Linked DNA regions of Homo sapiens: region 2 is linked to region 1. A link is a contact called in ENCODE Hi-C or POLR2A ChIA-PET data. All regions are on one chromosome and are shown on one strand. Each heading gives the region's core, a stretch centred on a gene start or an enhancer-like site at or near the end of the contact. The rest is flanking DNA. Distances are from core to core; before and after follow the strand shown. Region 1 overlaps ST3GAL5 (ST3 beta-galactoside alpha-2,3-sialyltransferase 5). Region 2 holds the start of USP39 (ubiquitin specific peptidase 39).

What was found. Hi-C counts contacts between places; a loop is a spot of excess contacts on that map. ChIA-PET counts read pairs that join two places held with the same protein, here RNA polymerase II (POLR2A). Pooled maps may share reads with other maps.
Region 2: a loop to region 1 is called in a pooled map, with 6 times the contacts of the local background. The contact joins the promoter of USP39 here to the enhancer-like site in region 1. A Hi-C loop is called at or near these places in 6 of 50 pooled maps. POLR2A ChIA-PET finds 5 or more read pairs at or near these places in 2 of 52 experiments (activated naive CD4-positive, alpha-beta T cell and naive thymus-derived CD8-positive, alpha-beta T cell).

The regions. Positions count from the first base shown.
Region 1 is chr2:85,859,720-85,863,790 of GRCh38, forward strand. ST3GAL5 (ST3 beta-galactoside alpha-2,3-sialyltransferase 5) reads right to left here. Exons shown (of 7, transcript NM_003896.4): 2 at 3,643-3,766; 3 at 1,462-1,573. Among named protein-coding and RNA genes, the nearest start is that of ST3GAL5, 27 kb to the right of the region's middle. RefSeq lists an enhancer at 1,578-1,657. Within about 2 kb of position 1,977, at least 6 of the 41 ENCODE cell types and tissues checked have a DNase peak (open chromatin) inside an H3K27ac peak, as active enhancers do.
Region 2 is chr2:85,614,219-85,618,350 of GRCh38, forward strand. It overlaps USP39 (ubiquitin specific peptidase 39), which reads left to right and starts at 1,968. Exons shown (of 13, transcript NM_006590.4): 1 at 1,968-2,245. The coding sequence starts at 1,978. RefSeq lists enhancers at 1,632-1,681, 1,712-1,761.

The DNA of each region.
Region 1 (4,071 bases), core at 727-3,226:
TACAAATTAAAGTAGAAACGTATGAATAAAAATTAGGATCAAGAAAGGAATTTTGTATATATTCTCTTACTCAACTTCTACATTTCACAGTTGAGAAAACTGGGACTCAAAACAATCAAGTCACCTGCCTAGGGTTTCACCATTACTAAGTGGCAGTTAGATTTGAATTGGGTAAAACATTTAAGCTCTTTCCTCTCTGCACCATGCTGCTTTTAACTTTGGGCTTCTCTGTGGACACTCCCTAACCAGGCAGAGAGCAGAGTGGTCAGGAGCTCAGACTCTGAAACCACACCACTGAATTCAAGCCGGGCTTCACCACGTACTGCCGCTGGTGACCCTGGGCAGGTTACTAAATCTCCCTGCTCCTCAGTTTCCCTGCCTGTGAGATGGGGATGATTGTAGCACCTACATCCCCAGGAATGTGATGAAAGTTAAATGAGCTAATATTACTAATACACTTTTAGAACAGTTCCTGGCACACGGGAGCACTAAACCACATTATAAACTAGCTAAACTAGACGTGAACTTGGGTGAGCAGCTCAACCTTTCAAGCCATCATCTGTAAGATGGAGATGATACTGGGATATCTCCCAGTCACAATGACTAAAGGAGATAATATATATAAAGCATCCATACATGTCAGTTATCATCCCTCTCATGCTACTTTATTTAAAATCATCTCTTCCTCCATCCTGGGCTAAATGTTATCAGATAATCCAGCCACTAAAATAATCAGTGACATAAGCATTTGATATGTCACTTGATTTGGAAACATAAATGTAAGCTGAAAGAAAAATCTTGCAATGCAATGTGAATTCATTAAAATTAAAAATAAAACACAGGAAGGACAGATGATACTAAGAGAATTTCTGGCCAGGCATGGTGGCTCATGTCTGTAATCCCCGACCTTTGGGAGGCCAAGGCGGGAGGATAGCTTGAGCCTAGGAGTTCAAGATCAGCCTGGGCAACATGGCAAGACCCCATCTCCACAAAAAATAAAAAAATTAGTCAGGCATGGTGGTGCACACCTGTGGTCCCAGCTACTCAGAAGGCTGAGGTGGCCGTGTTCTTGCCACTGCACTCAACCCTGGGTGCAGAGCGAGACCCTGACTCAAAAAAAAAAAAAGGGAGAAAAGAAAAAAGAAAGAATTTCTTTGTTGTTTACTTTATAGCATCAGGGCAAATTAATTCCAGGAGAGGAGCCCTAGAGCCTGTTGGGTTGAGCCCACCTCATCCCACACCCCAGCTGCAGTAAATGGGAGAAGGATACTGTGGAGTAGTTAGTGGTGGGTTTTTAGAAGAAGGTTGTCTTTGGTTTTGGAGTGCTGAGATTAAGTGCTTTCCCCTCTGAGTTCAAACTTTTATTAACATATATTTGTCACACAGTAGACTAATGATATTATAGTTTGAGCATATGCTTGGCAATGTTTTCATTTAAACCACACCAATGGGATATCTAACCTTTACATGGTCAGGGTCCACATAATGCATTTTTTTCATGTCACATTCTTCAGTAGTATAATTTAACTTGAGGATATAAAGGATCCACACTCCAAACACAAGCAATGTACATCTGGAAAAAAATCAATTAGGTATTATGATGTAGTCATGTGAGAATCATGAGATGCAATGTGAAACTGAAAACGGAATCCTAAATGAGTCTGCCTGCTATGCAGCATAAAACTACAATCTTTAAGTTGACATTGGGGTGAAAGGAAGGGGCCATTTCCTATTTTCCTGACAAGATAAACTAGTCATTTATGACTGTCTTTGTTATAAGCAAACACAGAAAAAACTTTTTTTGCAAGAGCACTGTAACAAAATCTGAATCACAATGTCAATTATTGAACTTAAAATCAAGTAATAGACTTGAACTACAGAATCTCGGCTTCAATCTTTTGTGACCTGAAAATTCTGTCAGTCCTTAAAAAAAAAAAAAAAAAAGAAAAGAAAAGAAACAGTTTATTCACAGTACGTCTAAAGAATTCTACCCGGAAGTGAGGCCGACTGGGAAATGAGACAGGACCATTAGTTACCCTTAAGATGACCTAAAAAATATTTTTTACAGATCTGATAAATTCACACTATTATATAGTTTAATACACACACACACACACACACACGACTTGGAGAAAAGAGCTGAGTCTAGTCTTAGTTTTAGAAATCTCATTTTTACTAAGTTCTCCAGTGACACAAACCGCAAGCTAAAAAGTTTCAACCAAAATTTAAGAACCACTGCTTTAAACAATTCTGTTCTTGAAAAAACAAATGCAAGAAATAAAGAGAAAGTAATCCATTTTCTAAATAAAGGGGCAGTTTTTTTTTCAAAAAAATTGCATCTAGCATAATATATTATACATAATAGATGCAAAATATTTCTTAATATTTGAGGATGAGAATACAATGAAGTGTTGCTGGGAGTGTTTTAAAAACTTTAAAATTCTCATTTAAAACAGGCTTCCCATGACAACTTGGACAAGTTGGGATTATGTATAATGATAAGTGAACAGGATGCTATCAATTTGTGTAAAAGTGGGTTTGGGCACGGGGCATGGCAGAGCACACACACACAAAATATTTCTCATATACACAAGAAACCGGTGACACTGGTTATCTTTAAATATGGAGGGTAAATGGGGAGCAGGGATGAGAAGGTGTTTCACTGAGACTCTTTAATACCTTTTGAATTTTCAATCTTGAAAACCTAATATTACCTATTCTTCTCTTCAGCCCCAGAAAAGGTGTTACATTCAGTGCATACACTTCCCTTATTTTGATTTAAAAAAAAAATAAAAGAAAAGGGTGTGAAGGCAAGCCCAGTGTCTGTAGCACATATCAGACTGTGCCTTAATTCCTGGAGCGAGTCCACCTCACCCACAGCCTAAGCAGCACAGGGCGCAGGTCTATCTCCCCTGCTGCCTTGTGGCTGGCGCCCAGCATGACGTCATGAACGTGGTGGGCCTCAATAAATATTGGTTGGTGACTCAAGGGAGGCTGAATGTAACATAAGCCTTATTCTTATAAATTTCCTTTTCCCCTACACTTCCTAAGTCAGTAAAGTGAGACAGAAGACTAGATTGCAAGGTTGGATTTCTATGTTTAGACATGAAAAAAGGGCAATTTTCAACTAGGTTTGACTGGTATATATGTAAAAAAAGACACCTGCCAAGTTCCTCCTTGATTAATTCTATCACTTATTAGGATATAAGGGTGACCTGGCTCAAACACCTGTCATCATTTTTAGTATTCGATATTTAACAGTATTCAAGGGCCTTCAGGGAAATTTAATTAACCATATTTTAGATTAACTTACAATAGCTAAGGGAAAAGCCCTCTTTTGTTAAATAAGGGCATGAAGAGCAGTGCACGGTGAGAGCTGCTCTCCCAGGCATCCAGGCCAAGGTAGAGAGCCTGAGCAGCTACTGGGCACTGTGCACTTACCAAATACAGCCAGCTGTACAGGCTCACTCCGGCTGTGCACTCAGTCTTTACTCAGACGTGCCTTTGAATGTCTGAGGCATCCTTTGACCAAGCATGCCTCTCCAACATTAGCCATCTTGAGGGCTCTCACTGAATTTTTCTCCTAGTTCTACACAGTTGACCCAAAGCAGGGGGATCTACAGTCCCAGGGGCGGTACTTACTTGAGGATGTCTTTTAATAACAAGCTGGGCCTTCTCATCTTGCTTTGAGCTCGGGTGTACCATTGCAGGGAAGGCCTCGAGCAATCACTTCTCAGTTTCACATAGGTGTACTCACTTGGCATTGCTGTGAAGAGAGGCGAAGAGGGCAGTGGGGAAAAAGAGAGGAGAGAGTTAGGAGGATGGATTATGGTTTTCAAAGAGCCTTTATATGTTGCATCCATACCATGGAATAGTAACTGGCAATAAAGAAGAATGAACTGTTGTTACATGCAACAAAGTGGGTGAATCTAGAGGGAACTATGCTGAGCTGATACCAAAATGTTACATACTGTATGATTCTCAACATTCTTTTTTTTTTTTTTCTGAGACGGAGTCTTGCTCTGTTGCCCAGGCTGGAGTGCAGTGGCGTGATCTCAGCTCACTGCAACC
Region 2 (4,132 bases), core at 718-3,217, 250 kb before region 1:
TAAGAAAGTAAAGTAGCCAGGTGTCGCGGCTTATGCCTGTAATCCCTGCACTTTGGAAGGGGAGGCGGGCGGATCACTTGAGGTCAGCACTTCCATACCAGCCTGGCCAACATGGTGAAACTCTGTGCCTACTAAAAATACAAAAATTAGCCGGGCATGGTGGCAGGTGCATGTAATCCCAGCTACTCAGGAGTCTGAGGCAGGATAATCACTTGAACCCAGGAGGCAGAAGTTGCAGTGAGCCGAGATCTCACCAATGCACTCCAACCTGGGTGACAGAGCAAGACTCTGTATCAAAAAAATAAAATGTAAAGTAGTGAAAGTACAGCTACTCCATTGACAGAATAGGGCGTTCCTGAAAGTAAAAGGAGGAACGCATCCACCATGGCTACAATGCTTGTTTATATATAGGATAAAAAGATCATGGGGAGATGTGCTCTGCTACAAGGGTTTGTGATAAAGGATTAATTTTATTATTATATTTTGCAAGAAGAAATATTATCTTTAAAGCAAAATTAGGAATGCCTTTATTCTCCAGATATTGGGATATTAGGACACTCCCAAGTCTGGATCTGTTTAGTAAACATTATCTCTCTGTTCCCTTAACTGTAGACATCTCTAGGCTAGGAATACCTAACTTCCTGGGAATGCAGCCTGTCAAGGCCCAGCCTCATTTTCCTAACCCTCACTCAAGATGGAGTTGGTCTGGTTGAAACGCCTCTGACATATACCGCAAGTCAGAATTCAGTAAATTGCACACAGTGTGGTGTGGTGTGGTGTGGTGTGGTGTGGTGTGGTGTGGTGTGGTGTGGTGTGGGTATGACAGAGTTTCACTCTGGTTGCCCAGGCTGGAGTGCAATGGGGCGATCTCGGCTCATTGCAACCTCCGCCTCCCGGGTTCAAGCGATTCTCCTGCCTCAGCCTCCTAAGTAGCTGGGTTAACAGGCTCGTGCCACCACGCCCGGCTAATTTTTGTATTTTTAGTAGAGATGGGGTTTCACCATATTGGCCAGGCTGGTCTCCAGTCCTGACCTCAGGTGATCCGCCCGCCTTGGCCTCCCAAAGTGCTGGTATTATAGGCATGAGCCACAGCGCCTGGCCTAAATTGCACACTTTAAACATGTAGTTTGTTGTATGTCAATTATACCTCAATGGAACGGTTCAAACAAGCAAACAAGTTCAAGGCAGGTCCTGAGGTTAGAGCTTTATTAGCTTCATGGTAAATCTGCCTTTACCGGGCATTTGCGTTTTCATGGTACCAAGAACCTTCTAAAAGTAGAATTAGGGCTGTCAAGGGGATGATTTGGGAATGTCGCCTAGTTTTCCTGTGCAGGATTGTCAGCCCCCAAGCCGCGGAGACTGTGGGAAACGACCTCACGGTGGTGGTTTCGAGGCACAAATCTGGGGCCGAATGACAGCTTCTTTGTTTTTGAGACGGAGTTTCGCTCGTTGCCCAGGCTGGAGTGCAATGGCGCGATCTCGGCTCACCGCAACCTCCGCCTCCTGGGTTCAAGCGATTCTCCTGCCTTAGCCTCCCGAGTAGCTGGGATTACAGGCATGCGCCACAATGCCGGGCTAATTTTGTATTTTTAGTAGAGACGGGGTTTCTCCATGTTGGTCAGGTTGGTCTCGAACTCCCGACCTCAGGTGATCCACCCGCCTCGGCCTCCCAAAGTGCTGGGATTACAGGCGTAAGCCACCGCGCCCGGCCTGACAGCTTTTATCCAGAAAACTGTCGCCAGTAAAGGTTCCCGTCTCAGTAAACTGTAAACGACAGTAGGCCCACAGAAGGTTCTAAGGGGAGAGGAAGCCAGTGCAGGAACAGCACCGCCCACAAATTTTCTGCAGCGTGATTTGTCCCCAGTGGCGACTCGTAGAGAGTTCGGGGCTCGCTACCAGCCCCTCTCCTGATTGGCCTTGTGCCGCGCGCTCGAGCGTGCTTGGCGCCTGCGCTGGACGACTCGGCCGGTAGTGGAGATGTCCGGCCGGTCTAAGCGGGAGTCTCGCGGTTCCACTCGCGGGAAGCGAGAGTCTGAGTCGCGGGGCAGCTCCGGTCGCGTCAAGCGGGAGCGAGATCGGGAGCGGGAGCCTGAGGCGGCGAGCTCCCGGGGCAGCCCTGTGCGCGTGAAGCGGGAGTTCGAGCCGGCGAGCGCGCGCGAGGCCCCGGCTTCTGTTGTCCCGTTTGTGCGGGTGAAGCGGGAGCGCGAGGTCGATGAGGACTCGGAGCCTGAGCGGGAGGTGCGAGGTGCGCGGGGCCGGGCCGGGCTAGGCGCGAGAGCCTGTTTTTTTCGCGTCCTTTTTTCTTGTCTCTAATCTTCCGCTAGGTCACTGCGCCGGAGTTGGGGGAGGGGTGGGGTTGGGGTGGAGAAGAGGAGGGATCCAGACTCGACGATTCTGCTGTTCGACTTGTTCTGATGAAGACAGTACCCTTCTCAATAATCGTATAGTATTTCTTTTTTCTTTTTTTTTTTTTTTTTGAGATGGAGTCTCATTCTGTCACCCAGGATGGAGTGCAGTGGCGCGATCTCGGCTCACTGCAACCTCTGCCTCCCCGGTTCAAACGATTCTCCTACCTCCGCCTCCCAGGTAGCTGGGATTACAGGCGCCCACCACCGCTCCCGCCACCACGCCCGGCTAATTTTTTGTGTTTTTAGTAGAGAAGGGGGTTTCATCGTGTTAGCCAGGATGGTCTCGATCTCCTGACTTCGTGATCCGCCCGCCTCGGCCTCCCAAAGTGCTGGGATTACAGGCGTGAACCACCGTGCCCGGCCAAACGTATGGTATTTCTAACTGCAAAAATCGTAACAACAGCAGCTTCCCTTTATCGAATGCCCGATGTGGGGGCTCAGTGCTGATTTTACAAGTGTTACTTCCTTCCATTTTAAAAAAGAATTTTTTTTTTTTTTTTTGCGTTTTAAGAGAAGCAAGTCTCGCTATGTTGCCTAGGCTGGTCTCGAACTCCTGGACTCAAGTGTTCCACTCACCTCGGCCTCCCAAAGTGCTGGGTTTACAGGCGTGAGCCACCGTGCACGGCTTTCCTTCAGTTTTTACATCTAAGGTCTTGTAATTTCTGTAATCAAGATATTCAGAATGCTTGAGCAATAGGCACCTCTACTAAAGTATGGATTATGTAGCACTTTTTAAGCTGAATAAAGTCTGGAGACAATTTTCCATTAGTCTCTTGAGTTTGTGCACGTACTGCGACCATTGCCTGACTGCCTTTTCTCCTGGACTCTCGTTAAGGATGTTCGTGTAGTGAGCAGCCTTGGAAGATAGAAATGGTGTCTCCCTACAAAACGAGGAGACAAGGGCACAATCCCTTATAAAAGATTTGGGGCAGGGTGTGGTGGCTCACACCTGTAATCGCAGCTACTCTATAGGATGAGGTAGAGTTCAAGACTAGGATAGGCAACAGAGCGAGACCTCGTTTGAAAAAATGGTTAATGGTTCAGATTCTCTAAGCACGGGGTTCGTCTCCTGTAAGGCAGCTCACTGTGTGCATGGGTTCTCCTCACTTTGCCTTGTGGGAATTCACTTGGAAAACTGACACCAATGCTATATTCCGGCTACTGTCATTGCTCTAATAAACTGTCCTTTATTTCAGGCCAGGTAGTCACATGCTTTCCATCAGCATTCATAAAACTGTGACAGGCTAACTTGTTAGCTTGCGAGTAGGGTAAGATCTGAGACCCACTCAAGTTTTTGACAAGTGGTAGATTTATAGATACACATGTACATTCTTTTTTTTTTTTTTGAGACAGTTTCACTCTTGTTGTCCAGGCTGGAGTGCAATGGCACGATCTCAGCTCACTGCAACCTCTGCCTCCCAGGTTCAAGCAATTCTCCTGTCTCAGCCTCCCAAGTAGGCTGGGATTACACGTGCATGCCACCATGCCCGGCTAATTTTTGTATTTTTTAGTAGAGATGGGGTTTTATTATATTGGTCAGGCTGGCCTTGAACTCCTGACCTCAGGTGAGCCGCCTGCCTCTGCCTCCCAGAGTGCTGGGATTACAGGCATGAGCCACTCACCCAGCCACTCTTTAAACTACGTAGTACATTTGTGGCCGGGCGCAGTGGCTCACGCCTGTAATCCCAGCACTTTGGGAGGCCAAGGAGGGTGGATCGCAAGGT